3 separate regions of the Mus musculus genome follow, and regions 1 and 2 are each linked to region 3. A link is a loop called in an ENCODE intact Hi-C map of the cell type or tissue named here. Cell type or tissue: heart. All regions are shown on one strand. Each heading gives the region's core, and the rest is flanking DNA. Links, peaks and the distances in the headings are about the cores only. Region 1 has its middle 43 kb from the start of Gm14279. Region 2 holds the start of Ghrh (growth hormone releasing hormone). Region 3 has its middle 5.7 kb from the start of Blcap.

The links. A loop is a pair of places that touch in the nucleus more often than their neighbours do. Peaks named below come from ENCODE experiments on the same cell type or tissue, not always from the same donor. Only the 100,000 strongest peaks of a DNase experiment are listed, where the experiment ranks them.
Region 1: it touches region 3 in a loop (6-fold over the local background); 21 of 42 quality-filtered maps call a loop at or near these places.
Region 2: it touches region 3 in a loop (7-fold over the local background); 41 of 42 quality-filtered maps call a loop at or near these places.

What each region holds. Positions count from the first base shown.
Region 1 is chr2:157,474,926-157,485,110 of GRCm38, forward strand. No RefSeq gene overlaps it. Among named protein-coding and RNA genes, the nearest start is that of Gm14279, 43 kb to the right of the region's middle. RefSeq lists an enhancer at 1-2,472. In heart, for the core only: a CTCF peak has its summit at 5,404; no DNase peak of the experiment used is centred there; H3K4me3 peaks cover 471 bases; H3K27ac peaks cover 3,422 bases; H3K27me3 peaks cover 360 bases.
Region 2 is chr2:157,337,264-157,347,448 of GRCm38, forward strand. Ghrh (growth hormone releasing hormone) reads right to left here and starts at 9,392. Exons shown (of 5, transcript NM_010285.3): 1 at 9,309-9,392. In heart, for the core only: CTCF peaks have their summits at 1,624 (motif pointing left) and 4,462 (motif pointing right); DNase peaks (open chromatin) are centred at 1,618, 3,348 and 4,478; H3K27ac peaks cover 1,971 bases; H3K27me3 peaks cover 228 bases.
Region 3 is chr2:157,566,998-157,577,182 of GRCm38, forward strand. No RefSeq gene overlaps it. Among named protein-coding and RNA genes, the nearest start is that of Blcap, 5.7 kb to the left of the region's middle. In heart, for the core only: a CTCF peak has its summit at 4,718 (motif pointing left); no DNase peak of the experiment used is centred there.

The sequences.
Region 1 (10,185 bases), core at 1,449-9,448, 92 kb before region 3:
TGTGTGTGTTTGTGTGTGAGCATGTGTCTGTGTTTCTGCATGTGAGCTTGTGCCTGTGTGTGAGTTTCCTTAGGTCTAGACTTCCCGGCAGCACCTGACCTCCCACAGTCCAGGTGTGTGAATCCCCTGAGTTGTGTGTGGACTGTGGTACATGTGGGTGTGGCTACAATTTGTACTGTGGGAGTATGACATGTGGAGGGAGACCTCTGATAGGTGAGGTGTAGTGGGGTACATAGCTTATGTATGGTGTGTGTGGTGTGGTGGGTGACACACAGTGTGTGCAGCAGGGTTGTGATGTGACTATAGGTTTGAAGGGTGTACAAGGCATGTATGAAGCCTTGGTGGTGTGATGCTGAGCCTTCCCTGTGCCTGGATCCCTTTCATGGCGTGGACAGAGATGATTCCATGTTACCTGTGTTCAGACTTTGCACACACACACACACACACACACACACACACACACACACACACACACACCCCCGCATTCAGCCCTCTCCAGGGTCCTGCCTCCTCCCTGGCTGTTTCCCAGTCTTTCTTTGTCTCCTGTGTCTCTGCCCCGGGTTACAGCCCTGAGTGTCTCTGGCGCTGATTAGTTTCAATTGAGCTGTGATTGCAGAGCCCCTCCCTCTGTGCGCCTGCAGCATCCTCTATGCCCCTCAGCACTCTTCATCAATCTCTGCCCACTCCCACCCCCCAGCTTGTTCAAGTCCCCTCAGGCATGGCCTCTTGGTCAGGCTCCTGCCCTGCTCTGGGCAGCTGCCTCCTCTTCCTTAGCTTTGGGGTCACCGTCATTGGTTTGGAAGTGTTTTTCATTCCCGGGGCTCTTCAGAAAGGGCCTATTGTGAAGCAATTGTTGCTGCCGCCCATGTGTCTGACTCTGGGAGAGTGTGGGGGGTTGGGTGGGGTGGGGAGACATGAGAAGGGTCCTTGCAGCTTCTGCCATGTGGCTTTCATGCCCATCTCTATGGGCCATGGGTGCCCATCTGGGTACTCAGTGCTCTTTGTTTCCGTGTGGCCAAGAGCAAGTGCGCTGGAAACTTGAGACTCTGAGCCTCTCCCTGCCTTGCCTGTCTCCAGGGTGCTTCTGAAATCTGCCTGGCCCTGCGTGTGCAGCATTCAGAGGTGTGTGTGTGTGTGTGTGTGTGTGTAGCTGCCTGGCAACATGTCATCTCTGTCACTTGCTCTAATCCTTTGTCCCACTCTGGGGTCCCACCCCCTTTACATTTTCTTTTGGTCAGCACACACTGAAGCTCCTGTGAGTGAGCATGGGTGAGCCCCAGCCACTGTCTGTACTGTGTGCCTGGCCTGCAGGCTTGCCCCTCTCCCGGGACCCTTTGGGGTAGGAGGGCGCTCTCCCAGGCTTTGTACAGGGTTTGCTTATGCTCTACCGATATGTTCCAAGACCCACCTGCCCATCCTTCTGTCCTACCGTCCTCCTGTTTGTTCAAGAGTCATTTAAAATTTTTTTCCTTTTATTTATGTATTTAGTGTGTGGGTATGTGAATCAAATAGGTTATCAGGCTTGGTGGCAAGTGCTTTTATCTTCTGAGCTATCCCTCCAGACAGTCATTTGTATTTCAGACATTACATGGTTTTCGTTTGTCTGGGTGGTGAGTATGTGCTACACCACGTATGTAGGGGTCCAAGGACAACGTGTGGGAATTACTTCTCTTTTGTTTTGTGGGTCCCGGGGACTGAACTCAGGTCTTCAGGTTTTGTGCTAGGTACCTCTTCCTGCTGAGTCATCTCACTGGCACTCAGAAATGATTTCCAGGCTCCCATTTGGGGTCACAGTGCAGAGTCCAGGCATCCAGGACCCCTTGCCTACTGCCCAGCCCCCTAACCCTCACGGCCCACTTCTTCCTTTCACTTCCAGCCCTGCTCCCACTCCCTACCCCGCAGGCCACAGGCATCTCTTAAGGCAATTCCCCACTGCCTGCTAAAGAGTTTTGTGGTCTCTCCTTGCAGATAACAGTCTGCTCTTTCTCTGTGGTCCTACTGTGTGTGTTGCTTTTGTCCTGGCCTTACTTACCTGGGTGGCCCAAGCAACCTCACATGTGAACCTACAGTTGCCACCCTATCCCGTGAATATGTGTCACCTTCTTTTTCTTGACCTCTTCCACTTTAAATCAGGGTACAGCTTGTTGACCATGGGATAATTGACTCTGAATTTTGTGATTGTCCCATCTCTGGTTGACATTTGTTTTAAATCTCAAACAAATGTGAGGGTGTTTAAAAAAAGTATTTACAGAGTTATTTAGGAGTCGTGTGTGTGTGTGTGTGTGTGTGTGTGTGTGTTAGCTTCCTCCTGTCTCTTTCTGCTCTCCCCATATTTCACTGAATTCTGCCTCTTTGCTATATGTCAGAGAGAGAGAGAGAGAGAGAGAGAGAGAGAGAGAGAGAGAGAGAGAGAGAGAGGGAGGGAGGAAGAGAAGGAGGGAGAAATGACGGGGAGGAGAGAGAGGGGGAAGGAGACGCAGGGGGGACTCCTCACCATCTTGGTCCCTCTCTGCTTCTCCAACCTCTGCCCCTCTCTCTTTCTCTCCCGCCACTCCTGGGCACTCCCCACTAGACAGTTTCAGGGGAGCCTGGCCAGATTTCTCAGCTGTTGCCTCTCTATCACCTCTTTTGCTGTCTCTGAGGGGCAGAACAGGATTCTGGCCTCCATCCTTCCTGTCATCCGTCTCCTTTGGAAGCTCCTTGCTCCCTGGTGTAGCTTGGCTTTGAGTTGGGATCTTGGAATCAAGTCTCAGACCCACACACCTCACCTGGCCTGTCTTTCCTGCCCCCAGATGTCCCCTTAGACTCCATGTTGTCTCCACTCCTGGAAGGTTTCTTGTCTGGATCTCCTTCTCAGCCTGTGACGCACTGGCCTTTCTGATGCCCCCTGACTCGTGGCTCTCATGAGCTTGTGGGCCTTCTCCCTTCTCCTCACCCTGCTGTAATTGTCTGCAGCCTCCAGGAACACCAACCCAGCCTCCTCTACCCCCCAGAGCCCCTTCTTGCTCCTCCTCCTTGCCCAACAACCCTGTCCCTACTTCAGGGCTCAGCACCCTCTCTGAAGGAACCACTCTGGTATCTGTCACCCAAGTCCAGGTCTCCCAACACTCCTAATTTACACTAAGCAACCCCACTTTTGTGTTGGTCTTGCCTACAGACCCCTAGTATAGCCCCGACCACCTCACTCAGAACCCCAACTTGATTGACATACCCTCTATGTCCTATTTATGAGTCCTCCCTAATAGATCCTGCCTCCCCTCTGGGGCCCAGCTTCCCTGACACCTGTCACCTGCCTGGTACAGGGGCTACCCGTGGTCTCCCTTCACCAGGCTATCGGGCTATTCAACAACTGACTAGTGTCTGTTGGGGCAGCCCCGAGAGGTAGATAATTGGCTTGGGCTGGAGAGGCCACACAGCACGTGTTCTGCCTCACTCTCCTCATCTGCATCTCCCAATGTCCTCTGCTTCCCTTCCCTTCTCTGCGTCCATCCTTGGGGTGTGTCTGGTGTCTGAGGGAGGTTCTGTGAGCTCTGGCCCCAGACAGAAGATTGGAGTCTGTCACCTCTGGGTGTTGGACTTTCTCTCTGTGGGTCAGTATACATATAGCTTACATGTGTCAATGGGCATGCATCTGGCACTCCATGCATTGGGGTGTAGACCCAGCTGGCCTTATTTGCCCATCTTTATGTGGGTCACTGGTCATTCTGTCAGTGTAAGTGGTGACTTGGGTGTCTGTGTTCTGTCTGGGTGGTGAGGTGTCTTCCTTTTCTCTGTGGTGAACTCACCACCCTGCTGTCCTGCCTACTCCTTCCCTGTGGCCTTCTTCCTTGTAGCCCCTCTCCTGGGGACTTTGCTAGGGCTTGCATGTCAATGTCTGTGCCTGGCGGCCTCTCAGGCAGTGAAGTGCGTCATAGCTCTGACTGAGATGGCTGAGCGTGGGCTCAGCTTGCGTGCATGCGTCATCCTGAGCCCTGGTGGAGTTGGGGGGGGGGTCTCGCCTCGCCTTGAAGCTCCCACTCTACCAGCTCTCTAGCTCCCTCCCTACCTCCCTCCCTCCCTTTCTCCCTCTTTCCTAAGCTTTCTTCTTCCTTCCAGCCTTTGTCTGTTCCCTGTTGCTTCTCCCCGTAGCTCCTCACTCTGCCCCCTTCCCCTCTGGTTACCTCTGCTGCAGAGCCAGTGTTGGAAGAACTTTTGGGGTTCATCTGAATATTCCATCCAGTCCCACAGGGATGGAACTGCTTGGGGCTTCTCGTGGACTTTTTTTCTTTTCTTCACCTGTTCTCCCTAAGGTCTCTAGGGCACCCCATCACAGAATGCAGTTCCCAGTACTAACCACATGTACGGGAAGACACCAGCTTTCCTTGGCCAGCTGCTCGTCCTGGTCTCCAGCCTCTTCTGCCACTAGCCCTTGTTTTCCTCTGCCCAACCTTTACTTAAATGTGATGAGCTGCTTCTACCTCAGGACCTTCATGCATACGGTTCTCCCTGCCTGGAACCAGTTGCCAGAGGCTTGCCTGCTCTCACTGCCTCCTTTAGGTCTCTGCTCCTGTGTCTCCTCTTCAGAGAGGCCTTCCCTGGGGTCCTGCTGTCCTTAGCAAGACACCCTTTGTCTGACTTCACAGCTGTCAAATAATGGGGTCCCCTTTAGGTGTAGCCTCTGTGTCTCTTCCTTACATGTTGCCTCCCCCCTAGCCCCCACTGGTTCTCAACCTCCAGTCTGTCCCTCCAGGTTTTGTTCTCCTCAGGGACAACCTGCTTCCTAGCTCCCTGAGCCTCCACCTGTCCAAGCCTCAGGGCCTCCGCACTTTCTGTGATACTGCCGCCCTCTTGCCCCTACTTTTTGAATTCCAATGTATTTTGCTATTTCTTTTTTTAATTAAAAACTTTGAAATCCAGATGAAATCCATACAACCTGTAATCACCTTCTGGAAGAGAGTGTTCCTAGTGTGTGGGGACACCGCCACTCGCCTGTCCCCCTCCCTGTCTGTCCCCCATCAGCACACTGGCCGTTGGACGTACCATGTGACTCTGGTGGGTTCAGGCTCTCCCCCGTGGGAGACTGGGAGTTTCCTGATTCACTCCTTATCAAGAGGACCATGACCTTTGCTATTTTTAGCAGCCACACTCTGGCCGGGATGATCCAGGTCACCCAGGCTGGCTGTGGACTGTGGCCCTCTGAGTCAGTGGCTCACAGTCTCCTTTCCTGGCTGACACTGCTGCACTCCCAAGCATCACTGCTGCTCTTTGATGGTCTCTCCCGCTACCCTTGGCTGGCCACCTAGCCCCCATCTCTCTGTCACCCTCTCTAGACACCAGCTCTTCCTCAGTCCCCTCGGTTTGTCCCTCCTCTGCTTCAGTCCACTCTGTCCCTTGGAGCTCTGGGGTGGGTGCAGTTCAGGCCTTAGCCTTTTGGTGGCATACGTTCCACACCTCACTCTCCTTTGTCACCAGCTGGGATGGCATGTCACCACCATACGATGGGCAGTCACACACCTTGCCCTCAGGACCATTGTACCTGACACCTTCCCTGGCCATAGGGTCAGGCCTGACCCTCCTTGGGCTGTCGTCTGGCTGCAAGTCCCCTCCCCAGACCTGTGAATGGTTCCGATGCTTCGGGTCTCTTAACTGTCTGACACCTACGCGCTTAGCATCCTCCCTCTGAGGTATCCCTGGGGAAGAGCTTCAAGAACAGCCTCCACCAGGCTGTGTGCTGGAAGCGTCCGCAAGTCCATCGGAGTCCCATGAACCAAGTAGTGTTCAAGTGCCAAGAGGGGCTCTCCTTCAGCACCTGTGGAGAAAAGGGGCGTGTCCCGTGCCAGCCCTCCTGAGGGACATGTCCCAGGCCAGCCCTCCTCAGTGTCTGCCCCCTTTCTCATGTCTTAGTGTTAGCTGGATGGCTCTGGACATGAGTGAGCACCAGAGATGCATGTGTGCACAGGAGATGCTGCTGGAGAAGATAGGTCTCTCTTCTCTCAGTAGGACTGTCTATCTGCCTGTCCATAGGACTGTACTGTTTTCTTATCTGCTCTAGTCCTCCGGACTCTTTTGATATTTAAGGGGGAGAGTCGAGGGGGTGTTGTGTGGGAGTCCCTCTGGCCTTCTCCAGGGGATCTTGTTTTTCTTCTCTGGGAGCCAGGCTTTTATCTTTCCTTCAGTGTGTGTGTGTGTGTGTGTGTGTGTGTGTGTGTGTGTGTGTGTTCACAAGTGCTTCTTCCCTCGATTTCCTCTGTATATATAAAGCACTGCTTGGGAGGGCTGCTGTACCATGTCCCCTTCCATGGCTCTCGGGCCCCTACCCTCCGCACCTGCATGTCCCCATTCTTCCCTCCTGGTTCTTGGTGTGCGGGCTGAGCTGTCAGCACCTTTCCTTGCCCTGTCTTCAGTCTCTCTCTCTCTCTCTCTCTCTCTCTCTCTCTCTCTCTCTGCTGCCTGTTCTTCCTTCTCCTCTTGGCCTATCTCCTTCCAGCTCATTTTTTCCAGATGTGCCACATCTGACTGTTCATGCCTCATGGGTCTCCACTCATTTCCCCAGTCAGGCTCTGCTCCTCTTCATCCAGCGATGCTGGCTCGTGTGTGTGTGTGTGTGTGTGTGTGGCTTGCCACCCGTGCCCTCCCACACTGTGTACTTCTGCTCTTGCAAGTTTGAGTAGTCCTGGACATGGCAAACAGCTCTCAGCACCTTCTTCTTTCTGCCCGCCCTGCCCTCCCCCTGGGGCTCTAGGACTGGCTTCCAGAGGACCCTTGCCTGCCTTGCCCCTGGCTCAGACTAGACTTAATACCACAGTTGAGCCTGAACTCCAAAGGAGCAGGCTGCAGCCTAACCTAACTCAGAAGCCTGTACAGAGGACAGGTGATGGATCAACACTTTGTGGACTGAGTGCTACAGTCATGGGGTCCAGGGCTCTTGGCCTTGTTGGTGTACGTCCCTCCGTCTAATCCTCCCATACCTGTGTGCTCTTATGCAGGTATGTGTGTACACTGGTGTGTGTGGGGGGGGGGGGGGGCTCCCGTCTCTGGGTTTCTCTAGCTTCACTTTGTTCTGCACCCCTTTTCTTTCCAGGAAAACATGGAACATGTAGGAGATACAGGGAGCAAGCCAGAAGATCCTAGTGCCCCCTTTCCCAGGGCGATGGTCCCTGAGAGTGTCCGCAGCATCAGCTGACAGTGCAGGCCCAGGGCTGTATGTGCTCTGCTCCCAGCTGCCTGCCCCTCCGCCTTGTCTCAGGCTTTCTTATTATCTGCCCAGGACTCTGTCCCTCTCCACCTCTGTCACTACCACTGGTCTCTCCCTGCCCCAGTCTGCTTCTGCCCTGCGTCCCTCCTCAGTCACTTCTTCATTCGAGTTTCACTGAATCTGACCGCCACTCTGGAGTCCTCTTAGGACACTGGAGTGCTCCTGTCTCTCTGTCTTTTGGTCACCTTCTGCTTGTCTTTCTTCTGCCTCCCTGTCCCACTGAAGCCCTTTCCCACTTCCGTTGTGTGTGCCCCTTACGTGCGTCCTTTCTGTAGCTGCCTCCCCACGTGCTCTCCCTATCTCCATGTGGTACTCATAGGTACTTTTGCTATTCAAAAACTAGAACACAATTTTCTCCTGAATTGTCAGCCCTGAGCACAAAAGGCTTTGTTACCTCGGTAATAAGAAAAGCCAACACAAATCCCGGACGTCACCGTCATGAGGGTGACCTGATCCTATTGTACTGTTGTTACTAAGTTGTGCAAGGTTGGGGTGGTATACTGGTGTGTCTGTTTGTCCCTCCCCAGCCTTCCCTCCCTGCTGCACCTCTCTCCGCCACCCTTTTTCTCCCTTAGAGATTTCTGGAATTTCACTCTCTGCTCATGCTGTGAGCCTAAAGGATGATGATAATAATGATGATGTGTCTGTCTGTCCGTCTATCTGCTTCTCTCTGTCTGTCTGTGTGCTGCCTGCCTCTCCCACTCCCACTGCTTCTGCAGCCCTCCCGCCTCCCATGGGCTTTGTTCCCGCTCCGTGGACAGCTTCGTTCTTTGTGAAATGACATTTATTGTTTTTCCTTCAGCTTCAGACAGAATACGTGTTCGCTGTGGAAAAAAAAGTAGAAAATAGCAAAAAGTACGTGCAGAAGAATATAAAATAAAACGTCTCAGCGTCCACCTCCCAGTGAGGGAGGGCCAGGGGGCTCTGGGGTGCCAGGGCACCTCTGCGTGGGCGTCTTTTCTTTGCTCTTTTTTTCCCTCTTACGCATCCCTGCTAACGCATTTGGGAGCCCTGGCTTGGAAGGAGGGCCTTGTCTGGAAAGTCCATCTGTGACACCTCTCTGCTTCTGTCTGGGGTGTGCGTGTTTAGGGGGGGAGCTGGGCTAACCGAGCAGAGGTGACACCCCAGAGTGGGTGTCCTCTCCCTCCCACTGTGCTCACTACTTTTGGAGGGGTGTGACTGTGCCCTTCTCCCTCTGTGTCTCCCTTTGTTCTTTGCTGTGGGAAATGGGATTGAGGGACCGGAGGCTTTAAGGTGTTTCTAAAAGATTCCCTGGAGAGCTGAGGATGGGCTGGAGAGTGCCTGGGTGGGAGAAGCTACTCACTGCCTTGCTCCTGAAGAGGACTGCAAAATACCTTTCTTTCTTTTCTTTTCTTTTCTTTTTTTTTTTTTTTTTTTTGGAGACAAGGTTTCTCTGTATAGCCCTGGCTGTCCTGGAACTCACTTTGTAGACCAGGCTGGCCTTGAACTCAGAAATTCGCCTGCCTCTGCCTCCCAAATACTGAGATTAAAGGCGTGCACCGCCACCACGCCCCGCACAAAGTACCTTTCTTTAGGCTCCCTGTCCTTTGCTTGTCCCCCTTCAAGGATCTCAGCTCCATCTTGCGTTGCCTCTGTCAACTGTTCCAAGGTTTCAGGGTCTAACACCTGACTTTAAACCTTACTCAGGCCCTCAGGAAAGTGACATCTCTGGCACAGTGTCTTGGCCTGCAAAGTGGGGTCAGGAAGGGCTTTAAGACCTTGTGTGACAGCACATGTGGAGAATGCTTGGTACACGGGGGAGCAAGTGCTATAGTGGATCCCGGGGTCAGGTAGCCAGATACCAGCTTGATGGCTGTCCTTCCTATTCTGGCTGGATCATGGTAGTGGGTCCCAGCCATCCATCCTGTCCCCTCCTCCCCTTTCTATACTGTACTGCCTTTTTGTACCCTGCCCTGTCCTATGTCACAGCTCAGTGGCCCACACACCTAGCACATGGGTCATCCCAAGCCCACAGATGGCCTTTTCAAAGCCAGACTGCCTGAAGTAACCCTATGCTCTCAGTACCCAGGTGTTGGGGGCCCTCTGGAACACTGGCTTCTGCCACCCAAGTTTAAGTGGCCCTCTTTTCCCAGAACATTTCCCTGGAGTCTGGCTTCTGACCAGTTCCCTTGTCCCGGCTTGGCCCTGGTTGGTGTGGGCCCCTTCAGTAGCCTGTAGTCTGCTTGGAAGTGTCTGGTATACAGAGGGAGCCAAGAAGGAGGGCAGCAAGGGGCGTGGCTCTGGAAGACAGAGGTTCTCAGCGCACTGACCCTGAGCCAGCTCTGCTCCTCTGCCTCCTCGAGGCTCCAGGAAGAACCAGGCCCACGAAGGCCATTCTTGATAGGACTTCAGATGGGCAATGGGGTGTGGAGTTGGCACCGGACAGGTCTGCATCTCAGGATCACGGTTTCTGGTAGACTCCTCACTCAGCCTTACTTTCTTCCAGACTGGATTAAAATTGACAGTACCCTTTTGCATAGGGGTGGTGGGGATCAAGATTACTGTACAGGAGTTAGATAACAGCCTTGCATGTGACCAGCACTCATGGATGTTTGCTCTTGTGCTGTGCATGTTCCTGCCACCGTTCCTGCCCTTTCAGACTGGGATCCTGTGTCCATTACTGGCCTGTAGTGGGTACTCCCTGGCTGGCATGTAAATAGGTAACACAAAGACCTGGCCAAGGCTTGTAGAGAGAAATACAGATGTGTGTGTGTGTGGGTGGGTGGGGCAAAGCTGGACCAAACTCAGAGGGGAATTGAATTCAACTTTAGATACTAGCAGTGAGAGAAAGATGATAACGATTTCTAAAATGAAAGACCTTGCTGGTCAGGGCCAGGCCTGGGGACAGCCCTGAGTCTGCCCTGCAGGTTCCAGGAGCAGTTACACTGATGGGCATAGTTGACTCAGGGGCTGGGAGTGGAGTCAGGAGG
Region 2 (10,185 bases), core at 1,064-9,063, 230 kb before region 3:
CATGGGCCATTTGACTTGGTTTCTGTGAGTTGGTGAGAGATCAATTTTTCTTGCCCCCATCCGTCCCTACCCCCAGGACCGCCCCCTCTCACCTCCGAGGTGACAGGTATCTCTCTCCGATTGAGGTTCTGCTCAGGTCCCACTGACCGCAGACTGGGCATCTGCTCCAGCCACCGCCGTAATTCCCTTTTATACCTTCATTTTCCTAAGTGTTGTCAGCGTCAGAGAGTCGATTGCGCAGAGGTCAACCAAACGTGCCGTTTTTAGCATCGGACAAATTAATGGAGGGAAGTGGTTTCTGTGCCCCCACTAATTAAGACTCATACTGAACTTTTCCTTCGTCTTTGTGGGGGTGAACAGAATATAATGTTGAATGATTATTCTGACGCTAAGATTCTACTAATTATATTTGCAACCATGTCATGGCTTTGCTCACTCCCCCAAACTGTGCTTTTCCAAGTTCCTATAATTCTGTTTTGTCCACACGTAACTTTATTTCACTATGGAGTAGACAATATTACCAATAAGTGGTTTTATTTTCCCCTTTAGTGGGGAAAATTGTTCACCGTCTCCCTTGTCATCCAATTATCAGAATGTCCCTGGGTTTGATTTATACCAGCTGCTGCCGTCAACAGGCAGATTTTGACAGCCGAACCCTGGAGCAACCTCTGTAATGTGTCAGGACAGCCCGACACTGAAGCTGCCTCAGAGAAGTGTGAAGGGAGAGAGAAGAGATGGGGACCTTGGGAGAACTGTGATGTTTCCAGACTTTTCTAGCCTGTAGCTAAGCATTCTCAAGAAAGGCATTAAAGTGGCTGAGGCAAATGTGCTGGCTTCTCATGGGACCCTGTGGACCAGCAGAGAGAGATCCACATGGAGGTCAGAGACCTGCCTTCTCTCCACTCTGTCACTTACAACCTCTCTGACCCCTGCAAGCTCCTTCTACCCTTAAGGCGACAGTCTCTGTACCTGGGAATAACAGCTTTCAAAGGTTTTAAAAGTTTCTTTTCTTTGGACATCTATATAACTAGAGCTCATAAAACAGATTCTTAAGGGCCTCACTGAGTCTTGGAGTGTGTGTATCCGATATGCCAACTTTTTTTTTCCTTTGAGACAGGGTTTCTCTGTATAGCCCTAACTGTCCTGGAATTCAGCTTGTAGACCAGGCTGGCCTCAAACTCAGAAATCCGCCTGCCTCTGCCTCCCGAGTGCTGGGATTAAAAGCATGTGCCACCATGCCCAGCTTCCGGTGTGTCAGCATTTTAGGAGGCTGAGTCCAGGAGTTCAAGGCTAGCTTGGGCAATATAGCAAGGAGCCTGCTCAAAAGCAGGCAGAGTAGAGACAGCTCAGTCTGTAAAGGGCTTGTGATCAGAGGAATGAAGTCCTTTTTCTCCCATTGTGTGTCTCTGACAGCTTGCTTATCCACGCACCCTGAGGAACCTTTAAGTTCATTCTTGTTGGAGGCTGTACATTAAGATTCACTCCACAGAGCTGGAGCTTAGTGATCAAGAGCACAGGCTGCTCTTTCTGAGGACATACGTTTGATCTCACAGGGTGACTCAGCCATCTCTAACTCCAGTCCCAGGGCATCCCAACGCCCTCTTCTGGCCTCTGTGGGTACTGCATGCATAGGGTGCTCAGACCTACTTGTGGCAAAACACCCCCATGCACAAAATTATAAATAAATAAATAAATAAATAAATAAAACTTGTGTCTTAAAATTATCAATCTTGGCAAGACTTAGTGAGAATGGGCAAATCCATTCGTCTTGGAGGGTTCTAGGAGGGGAACCGTTGTTGTGCAGTAAGAGAATACTTTGAATATTCAAAAAGCTGCCAAGCATTAAAGTGTCTCAGCAAGTGAAAGAGGAGAGGAGGAGGAGGGGGAGGAGGAAGAGGAAGAAGAGGAGGAGGAGGGAGAGGAGGAGAAAGAGGAAGAAGAGGAAGAGGAGGAAGAAGAGGAGGAGGAGGGAGAGGAGAAGGAGGGAGAGGAGGAGGGAGAGGAGGAGGAAGAAGAGGAGAGGAGGGGGAGAAAGAAGAGGAGGAGGAGGAAGAGGAGGAGGAAGAAAAGGAGGAGGAGGGGGAGAAGGAGGAAGAGGAGGAGAAAGAGGAAGAAGAGGAAGAGAAGGAAGAGGAGGAGGAAGAGGAGAAGGAGGGGGAGGAGGAGTGAGAGGAGGAGGAAGAAGAGGAGGAGAGGGGGGAGGAGGAGGAGGAAGAAGAGGAAGAGGATGAAGAGGGACTGACTAACAAACTGTCCTCCAGACCCAAGTTGTGCCTTTTGCATTCCCTCCAGGGCGAGGGAGCACTACTGCTGGCCAGTTCTTAATCCAGCATTTGTTTCCTTCTCTTACAAACTCTTACTAAACATCTAATTAGCCCCCACCACCCCCAGGCTGCAGCGCTCTTTGCACTAGTGATCCTGAGCGCCAAGGTCTCATTTCCGCCATTTGGGAATGTCTGGGTCTCTGTCCTCTGAGCTGGATTTGGGCCTTGAGAAATAAGGAGACCCAGCATCAGAGGGCTGTGAGAAGCAGAAGCTTCAATTCCAAAAACACACAAAAGCGCTCAAGAATTGCAGGGAGAAGGAAAGGTCACTTTAACCAGGAAGCACTTCTTCAGCTGGGAAAGGAGGCGGCCAGTGAGTTCCTATGAAACCACGCTCTGCCCCACGAGGGAATCTGGACAGGGCACTTCATCCTTCTGCACCCCAGTTACTGCGTTTGCAAGGTGGGGTCATGACACCTGCCTCCCCGGTAAGGAAGTGGAGACAGGCTGTGTCTTAGCAACAATTTCCAGCCAGTCCTGAGCTCAGAAAGCCAAGCGGAATGGTTAGGGAAGCTGGAAGCCATCTTACTAACAGGCTTTATTTGTTGACAAGCCTACTAAAATGGGGTGAGAAAGCCAGAGTCTCAAGAATAAAAATCCAGCCTCCACCTCCGATTCCCACCACCCCGCTCTGGCTGGCTGGCCTCGCTCAGCACTGGCTCCTTCCCAAGATGTGTTTTTAACCCGACCTTAATTAGTGATTGTGTTGGTGTCTAGGGGCTTGAGCTGAAACAAAAAAGAAAGCACCCCAGAGAGAGGTGGATTCTAGAAGTCCCCCCAAAGGCTGGGGCAGCGGTGGACAGGCTGAGAGGGAGACAGGCCGCACATTTGTGTTGCAAATTTCCAGTGTGAGAGCCAGCCATTCAAAGAGGTGGCTGCTGCAGGCTGGGCAGGCAGTGGGGAGGGAGAGCCCATGAACAAAGGGGGCCTATCTGTGGGCCTCAGACCCCACTTTGTGTGAACGATGGAAGCATTCCCAGCCTGCCCCAGAGCACTGTGCAGGAGATGGAGAAGTCCCAGACCCTGGACTTCCCGGTTCCCTTGACTCTCTTGCCCTTCTGGGTCTGTTTATGGAGTCCTCAGTAGCAAGGGTCACGTGGATGTACATGTGTGTTATGTCAGAGCCAGGCCACCAGTGTTGGCTACTGTAGCCTTTCTGGGTGGCCCCAGACAAGTCACTTGATTTCTCTGAGCCTTGGTTTCTTTTTCTGTAAACTGGCCTGGTTGGTCCTCTCTCCTAGTCTGTATGGTTCCTCCAGAAAAGGCGCATTGGCTGGGTGGTAATGCTGAAGCCCCCCCCCTTTTAAAAAACAAAAAACAAAAACAAACAAACAAAAAAAACCAGCCTGTATCCAAGGAGGTCTCCAATGAAGAGGCAAAGTCAAGACTTGCCTATCCAAGCTGGTCTCTAATCCCAGCATCCTCCATCCCGGTAGATGGAGGTAGAAGGACCACAAGGTCAAGGAGGGTTCAAGGCCGGCCTAGGTAATTTTCAAAATAAAAATTTTAAAGGGGACTGGAATTGTAGCTCAGCGATGCACAGTTGTCTCTGTGTAACACCTCCGGGTTACTCGAAAGTGCTGCCCCCTTATGTAACAGTTCTAGTAAATTCTTCTTGCTTAGAATATCTCACTGTGGCAGGGGAACTATGAGCTATAAATGTATACCGGGCTGGCTATAGGGTGAATAGAGTTAATCCAAGCCTCATGCTACAAGGCTACTGTCCCTACATGGGGCCTGTCTCTACATCTCCTTGGCCTGTCTCTCCAAGAAACATTCTCCCAGCCTGGGGTGGGATCTCCCCTGGGGTTGGATGATTTTATAGTGTGTGTGTGTGTGTGTGTGTGTGTGTGTGTGTGTGTGTGTGTGTGTGTGCAGGGGTGGGGTGTGTGGCGGGGCGCTTTCTTTCTCTAAGCCCCTCCAGATGCTGGGGACCAAAGCTGATCCGGGTCCGAATAGCAGGTGTGTTGGTGAGGAGGGGGAGTTGGTAAGAGAGCACAATCTCAGGCTCACCAGAAATGAGCTCAAATGGGTCGTTTTTGTTCTAGGACACTAAGACATCAGACATTAGATGGTTTCCCTAAAAGCCCTGGGAGTCTTCCCGGAGAGAAGGGTCATAGCCTCAGGCAGCCAGAAGGTGGCGCTGTTCTCCAGTCTTTGGTGGTGTCAGGCTTTGTTTCAATGTCAGAAGCCCCCTTGTGTGGGGCTTTGTTCCCTATGAAATCCCATTAACAAAGCAGGTTCTGATCAGATCTGCCATCCTTCACTCTGCCACCCAAGCCCCTTCATCTTCCTCTTCCCAGTTCATACCCAAGCTTTTAGCTGTGTTTCCATTTAGGGGAACATCCTGGCTCAAGCCCTGCCTCAGGACCAGGGTATATCACCCAGGTCTCTCAGCACACCTCAGGACCAAGAACATGTGTCAGTCAGTAAGGAGGGAGCTTCTAATGGGATCTCCTCCGAAGTCTCAGGGTTAGCATGTCTTAGCGACAATCGGTTCTGCGGTAGAGAAGTGGACGTTCTTATTATTTTCCCCATCATAGGCAAACCCCAAAGTCCTGTCTGAATCCAGTTCTCAGTTTTCCATGACATAAAAACGTCAGGGCTCTAATATGGCTTCATTTCCGCTCCGTGGTTCCACTTCAGTTAAAGGACCTAGTAGCCTAGCACCAGCAACCAGAAGCAAGATGTCTGAGTTCTTCTTCCAACCCCACTTTCACCCACTCCCAGTCATTTAGCCCAAGATCAGCCCTGCCACACCCAGCCCCACTCCCACCTGGCTCCCTGGTAGCTCTGCTACTAAACTCCAGAAGCCAGAATTCATGGCTAGGACTCAGCCTGAAGCTCTAGCCCTGTCACCTGGGGCCAGCAATTCCCTGTCATTTACTGAATCCCAGTTGTCCTGAACTACAGCCCAGCTGGTGATATCCATCCATGCATGACTTCACCACTCAGCAGCCGTCAGGATTAGGAACACCTAGGGCTCCCACTGCAGGACCGAAAAAGCTGAACCTCGGAGAAGCAGAATGCTATGTCTAGTCTCACACAGACAGTAAGTAGGGGCCTGAGTCAAACAAGTATTTGCCTTTCATTCCAGAACACTGTAACCACCCTGGCCCAGCTACAGCACCCTGAGGCAAATATCCTCCAGCCCTACAACAGATAGCAGATTTCCCATGGAGTAGAGCCAGTGGATGTCTCTGTAGATCCTGTCAGGTAGAGTTCTCAATGTGATAAGATTAACACTTTCCCGTGGTTTGTGACAGGGGTACTGTGAGGGAAGATGGCTCTGTGCATTTCACATGCATTCATCACACAAGTTTTCCCTGACCTCCGTATATATAATGCTGCTTGGTGCGCGTGCGTGCGCGCACACACACACATAAATAAATAAATAAATAAATAAATAAATAAATAAATAAATAGCTAGCTTTTGATTAACACCAGAACCTTTCAGATGTGGTAACTTCATGAAGCCCGGAGCCCACAGAGCCAGGCTCTGACCCAGTTTACAGCTCTCTCAGATGGATCTCTTATAGACAAGCATTCCAGAATGCTAAACAATAAGAAGGCATTCGCTAGTTGATTTGCGCATCTCATCGTCCCTTTGAGCTTCCATCTGTCCTTTTGTATCTTCCCATCAGACAATACCCTCTGGTGCTTGGTGGTCAGGAACCAGGAAGAATAAGATGCGATGGAATGGACTGATATTTATGAAGCACTGCTCTGTGCTGAGGGAGGCCTCGGGGACCCCTGGTGTTCTGGGACCTGCCCTGGTGGAGCTTCCACTTTAGACAGGAAGGCAAGCAGAAAATTGCTTACAGTGTGACAGGCACACTTGCTGCTCCCTCTGTGACAGAAGAGTGTTTAGTGCTCTCCGAGCTGAGTGCGCGCAGGCTCAGGTTGTCAGCCAGCAGCAGGGGCTTTGTGAAGGGTGTGGCTTTGAGACCTGGCCTCAGAGAGAAGTGAGAAAATAGGTCCCTGAGAGCTAAGTCCAGGGGCGTGACTTACTGTGGCTGGAGGGAAGGCCCTCGGATCTTTCCTGTATGTGTACTTGTGTAGGTGTGTAGGTTCCTGTGTGTTGCAGGTGTGTGTGTGTGTGTGTGTGTGTGTGTGTAGAGGCTCATGTATATCGAAGATGCACAGGTATGCACACACATGGGCAGAAGCCAGAGGTTAGAGGTCAGTGTCAGGGCTTTTCCCCCATCACTTCCCCGCTTTTACTTCCTAAAATATAGGCTTTAAAAGAATTATAGAGGGGTGATGGTGGCATGTGCCACCTTTAGTCTCAGCACTCGGGAGGCAGAGGCAGGCAGATCTCTGCCTCTGAGGCCAGCCTGATCTACATACTGAGTTTTAGGACAGCCAGGACTAGGTAGAGGGCCCCTGTCTCAAATATATGTGCAAGTATCTGTGGAGGCCAGAAAAAAGCATTATATTCCCTATAATTAGTTACAAGTAGCTGTGAGCTGCCCAATGTGAGGGATAGGTGGGAACTGAACCCAGGTCCTTTGCAAGAAGAACAAGCACTCTCAACTGCTGGGCCATCTCTCTAGGCTCTCTACTTTATTCTCCAAGACATTCTTTTTGAACCTGGTGTTTACCAATTCCACTGGATCGGCTGGTCAGCAAAGTCGCCGGGAATTAAACTTACAGGGATGCTGTTTGACCTAGATTCTGGGGATCTGAGTCCCAGTGCTCAGACTTACATAGCTAATTCCCAATTGAGCGCCGTGTCGTCTGGTCCTTTGTGTGCTTCTCGGATGGATTGATTGATTCCTAATTCAACTGTTTAGGGTAGGGCCTAGGATTCTGGAGTATTAATCAAGGCCCTGATTTATTTTGATATGAACCTGGGTTTGTGGCTCCACCAGCAGGAAATATAGATAATTTAGACTAAGCTATGCAGGATATCAAATGCCACACTAAGGAAGTTAGTCATTTCTTGTTCTCCACAGAGAGAGGCCACTGGAGGCTCTAGAAGCCTGGTGGGATGGTTTGGGAGGCAGAACATTGGCAGCAGCCTGAAGGAAATGAATCCAGTCAGGAAGCCCAGGCCAGTGAGCCTAGGGCCTGAAGCAGTGCAAGGGTGGAAGGTAACTAAGGGAGGCTCCGCAAGATGAGTATAGGCTAGACCAGCACAGCCTGGACCATCATAGCCTGGACCAGCACAGCCAAGACCAGCACAGCCTGGACCAGTACAGCCTTGCCGAGCATAGCAGAGCAGCCAGGTGAGAGAAGTGAAGGGAAAGGATGCCCACTGAGTCTACGGATGACTGCAGGGAGGGTCAGGATGCTTGTGGGGATCAAGGAAGGGATGGGAGCACCATTTGCACATGTTGGGATTGGAGTATCATGAGACCTCCAAGAAACCCTGGGGACCAGGTGGCTGGGTCTGGTCCAGATCTTGGAAGTGAGAGTTGCTTCTCTAAGCTGCCTCCTTCTTCCCTCCCTTCCTTCCTTGAAGGGCACAGGAGTCAGAAGCAGGGTGGGGATGGGGAGACCTTGGTAAATTTACACCTACCTTCAAGACAGTGGAAGTGGATGTAGAAAAAGGGAATCCAGGCCAGTGAGATGGCGCAGCAGATAAAGGTGCTTCCCACGCAGACCCAAGCACTTCCATTCCATCCCTGGGACCCGCATAAGTTAGAAGGAGAGGGGGCAGCCCTGCAAAGTTGTCCTCTGACCTCTACACACACACTAATAACAAAGTCAAAAGGGCTGGAGAGATGGATCAGTGGTTAAGAGCACTGACTGCTCTTCCGAAGGTCCTGAGTTCAAATCCCAGCAATCACATGGTGGCTCACAACCATCTGTAATGGGATCTGACTCCCTCTCTCTTCTGGAGTATCTGAAGAGAGCTACAGTGTAATTACATAAAGATATAAAAGGAAGGAAGGAAGGAAGGAAGGAAGGAAGGAAGGAAGGAAGGAAGGAATTGAAAAGATCCCAGGGAGGAAGCAGCTGCTCTGTCAGCCTGGACCCAGAGGAGCAGATGCTCATCCCATAGAGATGGGATCTCAAAACTAAGATTCTCTTCTTGTCTGAGTCTCCCAGAGGCAAACCCCACCCTCAGGTTCACAACATCCAGATCTGAAGCCTGGGGGGTGAGAGGGAGAAGAAACAAATGGGTCCCTGCAAGAGAGGAGGGCAACTGCTTAGTGGGAGAACCCCGACGGAGCATCCCTGGGGTCCCGGGTTCCACCCTCAGCACCAGAAAAGGAATGAAGATCCGTGAGAGAAAGCCGGAGGAGACTGACAATTTCAGCGAGCAATTGTGGTGTTTGTCATCTCCCTCACTGGACTGTTTTGAAGCAAATCCCAGACTGGTAAATATTTCAGCACGTATCTCAAGCAAGAGAAGGGTTCTTTCTTTAACAGAGTCACAATCCCATTATCATCCTTTAAGGAAAGAAAGAGTCTAACGGTAATTCCTATAGAGGGCAATTTGACGAAGCCTCAGAATGGAAGCCAGGCCAACGGTCCTTAAGCCACAGCCATCACAAACCCATGATAAGGAATTTAAATTCTCCCAAGATAATTATAGCCAAGGTGAAGAGGAGATTGGAAAGGCAGGGATTTTAGAAGCTTTTGGGGGGGGGGCCTGGGAAGGAAATGTTATTTTAAAGGGTGGTGGGAATGAGGTATAGAAACATTTGTAGAACATAAAAGAAAAACGGTTTTCTTGATTCCATTTTTCTCACCCAGGGGCCTTTAGTCATAAATAAGAAACGGGTACCAGGTCTGAAGTGAACCAAATCAGATAAAAATAACAAAAGAGGAATGGCTAAATGCAACAAAAGAGATGGACCCAGCTCATTTCCCACCCAGGCTATGCAGTTCCGTGCACTTCACAAGGAAGGGTATTTAGCCATATTGCTGTTCATCAGAGGTCTGTGAACTCCTATGAACCAATTAGTGAGGATATTGTCCCTCAGTAGCGGCAGCAGGAGAGCTAGGTTCAAAATTTACATGTCTACTTACTCTGTGATGTTGTGGGAGCCAGATGAGCAGGGAGCCGCAACCAGGAGAGACCTGCGACCTGGAGAGCCGGCCTGGATCACCAGTGATGCCCAGGCCCTGACGATCTCATCTTAAGGCCAGCAGGAGCAGGACTCCTCCTTCTCTGCCCTGGGCCTGTATGTTCCAGAGCACGTACATGGCCTTTTGGCTCCACTTCTGCTACTCTGAGGTAGTCATCACCAGTTTTCGGGTTATAGGTTAAATTTCCTCTCTGAGTAAGGTCATGTCCAGATAGCAAGCACCTCAGGTCCTTTTCATGCAAATAAAATATTCCCTTCACTGTGGCCTTGGCCAGTGATGCACATTCTCTCTGAGTGCCCCTACTCACTCCCCAAAAGTTTAAATAGCATTTGTGCTCCTCAACTGAATGAGTTGCTCAGTAAAGCCTGCCTCCAGAGTCTGTTCGTTTTGTTTTGTTTTGTTTTGTTTTGTTTTGTTTTGTTTTGTTTTTTCAAGACAGGGTTTCTCTGTGTAGCCCTGGCTGTCCTAGAACTCACTCTGTAGACCAGGCTGGCCTCGAACTAAGAAATCTGCCTGCCTCTGCCTCCCAAGTGCTGGGATTAAAGGCATGCACCACCATTGCCCAGCCAGAGTCTGTTCTTGTTGGGCTCACAACAGCCTGAGGTTTCTATCACCTCCAGCCATTCCTGCCTTGATTTCCCATTTAGGCCACCAGTCAATTCCCTGGCATCGTGCCAATCAGGGAAGAGGAGCAGGTGGCACTGTTACTCTTTAATATTGGGCAAGTTAGAGCCTCTCTCTGAACTGATTTGTGAACCGAAGGTGGTAGACTCCAGATTTGATGCGCCAATAAACTACCTAATAAAGCGGTGTGCAG
Region 3 (10,185 bases), core at 1,107-9,106:
ACTTGTAGTCGCACCAGTACATGATTTGTAATTAGGCATCGTGGAAGGCACTAGGAGGCAAAGTAAAGAGAGGAGAAATGAGTGGAATCCTGGTGTCTGGAGTGGGCGAGGGTTGGGGCCGTCTTAGGCATATTGAGTTTGTGCATTGTGTGAGTGAGGGGTCTTGTTCCAGACATGGAGGTGACAACCCTAAGGGTGGAAGGTGAACAAGGAATATGACAGGTACCTTGGTCATGAATTTGAATTTTTGTCTTGAGAGACATGGGAAGCTATGTTCTTCGAGGCAATGAAAAGAAATCTGGGTCTCTCCGAGGCCATTGACTTTCAGGGTTAGAAAACATGAAAGTGAGGTTTGGGACAGGAAGCCAGTTAAGCAACCAGAACATCTTTCCAGACACAAAGTCATGGTGACTCAGACAGGTAGTGACTAAGGGAGCTAGAAGAGATCATATCAAACTGGGTGCGGGAAGCACATACTGAGGCACAGGCATTGACTCCTAAGCTGTGGCTGTAGGGATGAAGAAGAGGTGAAGAGCCCTTGGCCAGGGTGGAAAGGCCCGAAGACAGGCTGCTAGGGGACAATCAGAAGTGGGACAGAGAACTCAGTAGCGGAAATGCCTGGGCACACCGTGGATGGAGAGAGTGGACCTGTATAAGGGCTGGTGGGCCTCCCTCAGCACACGGGTCTTGGTAGTGTCTAGAAGCCAAGGGGATCCAAGGCAGGAAGGAAGGAGGCCAATGGTGATCTAGGGAGGAGCTGGGAAAGGAACTGCAGAAGCGGGGTGCAGCAGACTCTCTTGTCCCTACTGCCACAGGCTGGTCCATGAAGCAGGGGTTCCGTGGAGTGGAGCTGGCTGGTGCTGACTCACGTGGGAGACTTTGGACACCTTGGATTCGGGAATGAGATGGCTCTGTAGCCTGTTCTTCATGTTGCCTCTCTCTCTCTTTCTTTCTTTCTTTCTTTCTTTCTTTCTTTCTTTCTTTCTTTCTTTCTTTCTTAACAGTAAATTACTGCCTTAAAAAGGAGGGGCTGGCGAGATGGCTCAGTGGTTAAAAGCACCGACTGCTCTTCCGAAGGTTCTGAGTTCAAATCCCAGCAACCACATGGTGGCTCACAACCATCTGTAATGAGATCTGATGCCCTCTTCTGGTGCATCTGAAGACAGCTACAGTGTACTTAGATATAATAATAAAAAATAAATCTTAAAAAAAAAAAAAAAAAGGAAATGAGTGGCCGGGCGTGGTGGTGCACACCTTTAATCTCAGCACTCAGGAGGCAGAGGCAGGCAGATTTCTGAGTTTGAGGCCAGCCTAGTCTACAAAGTGTGTTCCAGAACAGCCAGAGCTACACAGAGAAACCCTGTCTCAAAAAACAACAACAAACAACAACAAAAAACAAAAACAAAAAAAAAAAAAAAAAGGAAATGAGTGGCGGATACATGGAATGGCTTGGTGTCTCAGAGGACCTGGGTTTCTTCCAACACTCTGTTATCCTTCAGTTCATGGGCACAAGATGATCCCAGTTCCAGGTGTCACACCTGAGCGGGGATGGGTTGAGACCACAGCGGGTTGGGCTGTGACCCTCATGTTTAATTGCTTATGAGTCCTTTACCTGTACCTGGTTTTCTGTCATCTAACAACAGAAGAAAACAGAGGGCCAGGGAGCTCTTGTTAAATGAATAGCGGTCTGAGCACTGAATGGGGGCAACTCAAATTACTGCCTGAAAACAGAAGAGCTGTTATCGCACTTACAGGATTTTGATAGGTTATTTCTCTGCCGCCAGTGAAATGAGCCAATTCAAGCCAGATTAGAATATTTTGAAGGCAGGTTTATTGGGAAGCTGCTCTCTGGTGAATTCACTGGCCCTAAGGAACGAGGCCGGAAAAGTCCCCATGGGGAGTGGGAGACAGAAGGGAAGGAGAAAGGGACGGAGGGAAAGAGAGAGCTCGAGGGAGCAAAATGTCTGGATTTCTATAGGGAGGAGCCACTGAGGGAAGAGCAGCCCAGCCCCTGGGCTGGAAAGTTCAGGGTTGGGGGCCAGGAGGGGACTGAGGGATGCTGGGAGAACCTGGAGGCCAGGTCTGTTTTGATATGTAAATTATGTACCCTGGTCCTGGGGTGGTCCCAAACCAGTTTTAGCTCAGTTTTCTAGAGCTGGAGTGTAGAGGAGGTGTGTGGGGAGCCTGTGGATGCTGCACCATAGTATGAGGGACTTGAGCAGCATCCTCATATTTGGGCCTTAGAACCAATCCCCTCTGACACACATATTTTATGCATAAATGTAACAAACCACTAAAGCACTACAGATTAATCTGACATATACAGGATGCGGGTTAGAAAGAGCTGGACCCACACCAGTGCAAAAAGCAGGATCCCATTGTCTAGCTCAAGAGTTGATGATACTGAACAGAGGTGATAGCAATCAAATTAGTGGGTTCAGGGGGTCTGGAGGGGAAGGGACCAAGCAAAGACTTGGCTCAGGTCTCAAGGGAAACATTCGATGGTCCTATAAAAAATTAAAAAAAAAAAAAAAAAAAAAGGAAAAGCATATTTTAAAAGACCCTGCTGGGGAATGTTTTCGGTCATTGTGTATTCAGACACTGATTTCTGAATCCAGAGATCTGGTTGCAATCTGGACTTTGGTGTTGTCATTATTATGAAATAGGAATTGAGACTCAGTATGTTGTAAAACATTGTATCCCAGAATCTTCTGATTGTTTAAAATAAAGGGCTGAGCAGCTTACAGCTGGGCAGGAAAGGAAAAGGTGGTACCTCTGTGCTCAGAGAGAGGGAGCCAGTCTCAGGTGGGGAACCAGGGAGTGGCCGTCACTGGGAAGCCGAAGAAGAAGGAGGTGTTGTCAAGGCAAGGGCAGGTATCAGGCCATGTGGCTGGAAAGCAGTCTGAGAAGTAGTCTAAGGCCAGCTTTGTCGGGTTGGAATAGCTCAGAACCTGCCCGGCTATAGTGTCTGAAGCTTATTAGTAAATATAAGGTATACATGTCAGTATTCAAAACAAGGGTGGGTATAGAAAAGCTCTGTACTTATACAGATCCCAAAACAAGGGTCAGAAAGTGTTCCTAGTACTTCTGTGGCGGTGTGGGCATTGCCAAAGCCCCAGTGGCCAACTTTCTTATGGGAACTGCAGAGCTGGAGGCAGGCATGGCTTCTCACCTCCGCTTGGTTTCTCTGGTTGCTTCCACCCTCAGGCTTGCTCCATTTGGATCCTGGGATTTGGAATGACCCAGAAACCCTTTCTGCCCTAAAATTGGGCTAAGCCAACCTTGACTTCCTGCCAAGGCCTCCGAAATTCTCCCCGTCCACCTGGCAGCCAACCAGGACACCTGCTTTCCTCAACTCGGCACCCCCTCTGAAACTAGTCTTTTCCTTGGGGATCCCTGTCTCCTTTAGACCTTTTTGTCTTCACTGCCAAAGTTTGGTCCTGATCACCACCCACCCTCCCTCCCTCCCTCCCTCCCTCCCTCCCTCCCTCCCTCCCTCCCTCCCTCAGGCCTGTACTGGCCTCTCTGTTTTGACTCCTGTGAAACCCCAAACAGTCCTTGTGATGGCTAGTTTTGCCAACGTAGCCAAGAATCACCTGGAAAAAGTCTCAGTGAGGGACTTACTTAAAGCAGGTTGGCCCATAGGCATGTCTGTGGAAGATGCTCTTGATTGCTTTAATTAATATGGGAAGACCTGGTCTGGAAGTTGGTGGCACCATTCCCTGGCTTTGGAACCTGGACTGTATAGGCAGAGAAAGGTCAGTGAGCACCCAAGCCTGTATGCATTCATTTCTCCCTGCCTATGACTGTGGACTTGGTGTGGCCAGCTGCTTCCAGCTCCTGGCACCTTGACCTTCTCTCCCACCCCATCCCCAGTTATGACACTCTGTAACCTGGCTCTCTCTAAGCTGCTCTCTGTCAGGTTTTTGTTACTGTTTGTTTGTTTGTTTTTTTTTTTTTTTTAATCACAGCAACAGAGATCACAGGTGTCCTTCATACTGCAGCCAGAAGACCCTGTTACTCTCCTCTGGAGGTGGTGTCCCCTCCTCTGTAGTGACCTGTCAAAGTCCTCCCCATCAGCCTTCAGTTGCTGTGAAGGGACACTGTGACTATAGCAACTGTTACAAAGGAAAACATTTAACTGGGGGTGACTTACAGTTTCAGAAGTTTAGTCCATTATTGTCATGGCAGGAAGCATGGTGGTGTGCAGGCAGACAAAGGTGCTGGAGAAGGGGCTGAAAGTTCTTCATCCTGATCCACAGGCAGCAGGAGAGACAGTGAGCCACTGAACCTTGGCTTGAGCTTCAGAGACCTCAAAGCCCACTCGTTGCCTAGTGACATACTTCCTAAAGCCACACCTCCTCCAGTAAGGTCACTCCCCCTAATAGTGCCATTCCCTATGAACCTATAGGGGTTATTATTCAAGTCACCAGAGTCAGCAAGTGCTGACCCGTTGGTCTCCTACAAGTAGCACTTTAAGCACCAATCAAAGTGCAGTGGGGGTGGGGTGTGGGACTCCCCCAAAGCCTGGCCCCATGAATTTACCAGATAACTTTTGAGTGTGCAGATTAGGTCTTGTCCTCAAGTGACCTTTAGAGACATATATTCAAATGGAGTAGCCCTTCCCAGGGCTGCCCTCTGCTTTAGGACTCAGTTTTTAGGACTCTCTCACTTGGGAAAGCAAGAAGGAAGTATTTTAGCCAAGTCTGTGGTGACACCTAGCGGTATGGTGCAGAACTGCCGGATTTTTTAAAACCTCAAATGCCAAAGTTAACTTTCAGTGCGATTTTGTAACATGTAGACTTATTTGTATGTATTTTACACAAGATGAAACGGTGGAGAGCATTGGCTGAGGATGCCTAGACACAGGTGGTGGCTAGATTTTAATCTAGGCCATATGGATCTGAAGCCTAAATCCTAGACTTTAGTTCCTCTATACCAGACCCTTCTGAGGACGTGAAAATTCATACCCCTGGCCTCACGCAGAACACAAATATATAATCTTTGAAAGGAGCCGGGAGATGGAGGAGCAATGAGCTCAGGACTGAGGATCAGTTGTGGAGTGTGGGTTGGCAAAGATTGTGTTGAGGGGGCTGGCAATGAGTCCTGTTGGGATCCTGGACTGTGTAGGAAAAGGAGCTTGTACTACCCACTCTGCATCCTGATGGTGAGTGTGCCCTGACCTGATACTTCAAGTTACTGTTGCCTTGACTTCCCTGTGTCCATCTGTGAGCAAATACAAACCCTTTCTCCTTCTCTTGTTTTTTTGTCAGAGTATTTAAAAAAAAAATTCTTCTCTCATACATTGTATCCCATCCACAGCACCCCCCCCCTCCAAGCATCTCCGAACAACTTCCCATTTTCACCAGATCCACTCTTCCTCCATCTCCTTTCAGAAAACATCAGGCCTCCAAGAGATATGAACCAAACAAGACCTAACAAGTTACAATTAAGATGAAACACATACTCTCGTATTGAGAGTGGAAGAGGCAACCTAGCAGGAGGAAAATGACTCCAAGAATAGGCAAATGAATCAGAGACACCCCCAGTCTGACTGTTAGGAATCCCACAAGAACACCAAGCTACACAGCCACAACACATATGCAGAGAACTGAGCTCCGATTCATACAGGCTCCACGAGTGTCACTTCAGCCTTTGTGAGCCCCCATAAACCTTGCTTGGTTGATTCAGTGGGCCATGTTCTTGTGGTGTCCTTGGCCCCTCTGGTACCTACAGTTCTTCCTCCCACTCTTCTATGGGGTTTCCTGAGCTCTGCCTAATGTTTGGCTGTGGGTCTCTGCATCTGTTCCCATCAGTTGCTGGGTGAAGCCTCCCTCTCTAATGATAGTTGGCCAGGCACTAATTTATGAGTATAGCAGAGTATCATTACTAATCATCTCATTGACTCCCCCTCCCCCCCCCTTGTGTTTGGGTCTATCCTAAGTCTCTGGGTGTTCAGCCTTTGGCTTCTGGCCATCCGGGCTCTCTTGCTGGACCACTGCCTGGAGTGTTACAGCTCTTAGAAAAGAAGCAATGAAGTAGCTGAGGTCCTGTGTCTCTTGTCAGCTACTGTGACAGTGACAGAGATGGTGTGAGCCTGCCCAGCCAGGCAGGTCCAAGATCCAGCCACCGGTGAGTGCTTTGGGAGAGAGAACTCTTCCCCAAGAGTTCAGTAAAGACAGCCACTCTCAGATGATCCTCGGTGAAATAACGTGTGTGCTTTATTTCATGTGGATAGGGGCTATATAAACCCTGAGTGGGGTGGGATTTAGGGGGTAGGTGGTTCCTATTGGCTGAGTTTGAGGTGTTAGTGATGCTTTATTTGCATGGGGAAGGACACCAGGTCTTATATTACTTGACTGACTGCACATGATCATCTTAGCGGGGTGCCTTTGTTATCTGTTCCAGAGTAGGTGCAGAATCATGGAGAAAGCCGTTCAACTCTTGATCTCAAATCTGTGACATTCTTGGCTTCTGAGCTCACTCAGCCTTACCAGTTCTTCTGTCTGGTCTGGTGGCACGCCCCACATCTCCTATAAGTACAAACCATATTTGTCTTTTTGAGTCTGGGTTACTACACTCAGAATGATTTTTTTTTTCTCTAGTTTTATCCATTTACGTTCATGTCAGTCTGCGACTGCCCCACCAATGGGCATGATCTCTTGGGGAGGTGGAATGAGGGGAGTTTGACTGTGCTTATCACATCCATTGTGAGTGCCAGGCTGTTCATAAGCACTGATACACTGCTCTAGGGGTGGGAAAGCGCAGTCTGAGATGTGGGAAGAGCAGAAGCTGGTTCAGGGGTCTCCATACCTGCGACAAGGCTGGGGCCATGGGATTCTCAGACTCTTGGACATTCAGATATTGCTGGGTGTCATAGAAGAACAGAGAATGGAGTCAGGGAGCTGAGAGCTGGTGCTGGGGCAGCGTCTAGCCCAGGACCAGGGGAAAGGGGAGCACCAGATTGTCCCATGGGGATGATTGTCTTAGCTTGTTGGAGGCAGGCTTTGTGGCGGCTATGGCTAGGATGCAGAGAGGCCTTCTACGGAGAATCGAGTTGTTGCAACTCTGTGGTCCAATGCCTTTTCCCTGTCTCCCCGTGGGGATCTTGATGAAAGAGAGTCCATGGTTCTAAACAGTTCATTGGTTGCTATGGGTGGAAAATGGGTAATGTACCATACTCACTTCTCCAGGTAGGCCTGAGATGAAACATCTTTTGTAGGTAGGGAGGAATGTCTGGGAAGGGAAGCTTATTGGCTAAGCCCTCTAGGCTTCTAGGTACCTCATTAGCATGGAGAACTCTGTTTTGGGCCTACGTGACCATAGGACATGTTGCTTTATTTGAAGAGTGTTCCAGGCCAGGAATCTAGCAGGGAGCTGGGAGTAACCTAAGCCTCAGGTGTGTGCCCACCGAGTCTCCGGGTCTTGACCGCTCTACCTTACCAAACTTCCTGGCATGGCTTTACCATCCCACACTTGCAAATCTCATGATGTCAGTTTTTTAACAGCTGAGCAATACTTCATTGTGCAAATGTATCAAATTTTCTTTAGCCATTCTTTGGTTGAGGGTTATCTAGGTTGTTTCTAGTTTCTGGTGTTATGAATAAGGCTGCTATGAATATAGTTGATCAAGTGGCCTTGTGGCAGGGTGAAATGTCCTTTAGGTATATGCCCAAGAGTATAGTGTATAAGGATAGCGCTGTGTCTTGAGATAGATCTAGTCCCAATTTTCTGAGGAACCATCATATTGATTTCCAAAGTGGCTATACAAGTTTGCATTCCCACCAGCCATGGAGGAGTATTAGGGTCTGTGAATTGATGAAGAATGATATCCCAGATTCAAATAGTATGCAAAAGCAAGGAACATTTATCCTGCAGAAATCCAGCATGCAGAGGTCTAAGATTTGTCAAAATGGTGACCCAGAGGTGAGCTTGAAGGCTCAATTTAAAGCTGATTAGGGGAATTCCAGGGAGGGAGGGGTAAGCGACCTTTATCTTGATTGGTGGGCTCTATCCCTAGGGGTGCTGGTGTCTCTGGGATTGGCTAGGCACTGGAGTCTTTCTTGAACCATCACTGGGGGTCCTGAAAACTGTTGCTGACTCATTCTGTTTTTGCCCCAGGCCAGATGGTGACACAGTTCCTGATTGGTTGCCCATGGGCTATGGTTTTCCCAGGAACTAACTTGCCCAGTTCTGGGAAACAGGAACTTAGGCCTAGTCTCCTGAACTGCCAGTATGGAGCCTGTCATGGAGTCAGCCTGCCTCAGTCCTCTCATTTCCCCCTTGAGTAATGGGCTATCTTGAATCCTTGAAATGTTTCCATAGGTTGGTACTGTTGTTGGAGAATCATCAATTGAACAGTAAAAGTCCATTCCTTAACAAACCTAACTAAAACATTGATTAGATAGGGACCACCAGTCCAGGTCAGTATCAGTAGGATCAGAGGACCAGTCAGGGTGGAGATGGGGTGGTCAGCCAACGAGACCAGCTAAAGAAGGACTCATACCAACCCTGAGACTGCTTTCACTCTACTTTTCTGTCATGTAATCTATTTCTGACTAAGGCCATTGATTCTTTGACCATCCCTGAGTGGTCAGCATAGAAACAATGTTCTTCTCCTAATGCTGCACAGGGTCCATCCTACTGGAGGAACAGCAAGTTTAGGCCTTTTCTGTTTTATAAGACTCCTTCTGCCAAGGGGGACAGGGAATCTTGCAGGGCTGTGATGGATTTTTCCATCTCCTGCAAATCTGTATCAATAGCCATTGTAGGGCCTCATAGTTTTTGTCCTGAAGTATTAGGGTTGAGGCCCCTATGCCAGCAGTTCTTGCCAGCCCTATGCTAAGGAGGGACCCCAGTAACACAGTGGAAATGGCCACTCTCTTTAACCAATTGGATAGAGGTGCCGGTTGGTTAAAAATGCCCTCCTCTGAGTAGTAATCCACCCTAGGAACAAGTTGCACCAGAACACAAAGATCCCCAGTCATATTTATAACAGCATCATAAATGCATGGTGTAAGCCCCAAGACACAAGCCCACCAAATGTCCTTTGCAGGCAGCATGCACCCTGTGACAGCAGGGACTATGGTATGGTTTATAGGGATGAGAATAGGCCGAGGCTACCTTTTTTCCAATACAAAACCCTGACTGATTATTGATTGTAGGGTCAGCTAACCTCTGATTGTTTTAATCTACATTGAGTACCATCTGTGATCTGTGAGTAGTCTCTAGAGATAGCTATTCCTTAATAGTACCAGGGTGACCATTTAAGCATAACCACCAATCCTCAGATGGAGGAAGGAATTGAGGACCTGGAAAGTGGCTTCTATTAGTTGTAAGGGCTCTGACTTGGGCAACCATGTGGGATTTCGCTGAGGTGAGAGAGTAGGGGTGAGGACAGGCCAGTGCAAAGGTTTATTTAGCTTTATTAATACCTTGTTGGGACCCAGTGGAAAGCTAGAGTCAGGTTAACACAATAGCTAGATAGTGAACAACCCCTGGGTCCCAGGCCCCGGCCAGTACCAGTTATAAACTTGTAGACCCCAACTCTTTCCCATTTTCTAGTCCCAGGCCTTTTCCCCTTCATTAATGAATGAGGTAACAATATACCTGTTTCCCTTTTTCAGTTTTCCCTCTGATTTTTCCCATTTTACCATGATCAAAACTTTGGTCACTGGTGGGGTATATCATAAATGCCCAGTGGATTCACATCCCCAAGAGTTTCAAAACCAACCATTGTGAGCTCCCCCACATCTGGACCTTTAGGCCCTTGTTGATTATGACCAGGGCAAACATAGAACCAGCCAGCATCTGACCAGAGGGTAAGTTCTTTGGCGGTAAATCCAGAGAAGTTATCTAGCTATACTTTCAGGTAAGGGAACCAAGTTTCTTCTGGGGCGAGCCCCCAGACTTGATGGAGGACTTTTTCTTCTTTGATATATATAATTGTCCAGGTGAGGTTGTGGGGTTGGTGGGGTATGGCAGACCCTTCCCTTAATGAATAAAGATTTCAAGGGACCAATCACTGAGTGGGTCAGCAGGACTTCCAGGTCGGAGAGAGGAAGAGGGAGGCAGGAAAAAGATACTTCATTTTGGATGGGAGAGAGCATGGAGACAAAATGTAGGTAGAGAGAGGCCCCTAGTTTAGGTGGCAGATCCACTGGGATGTGCCACCAGAGGATTTAT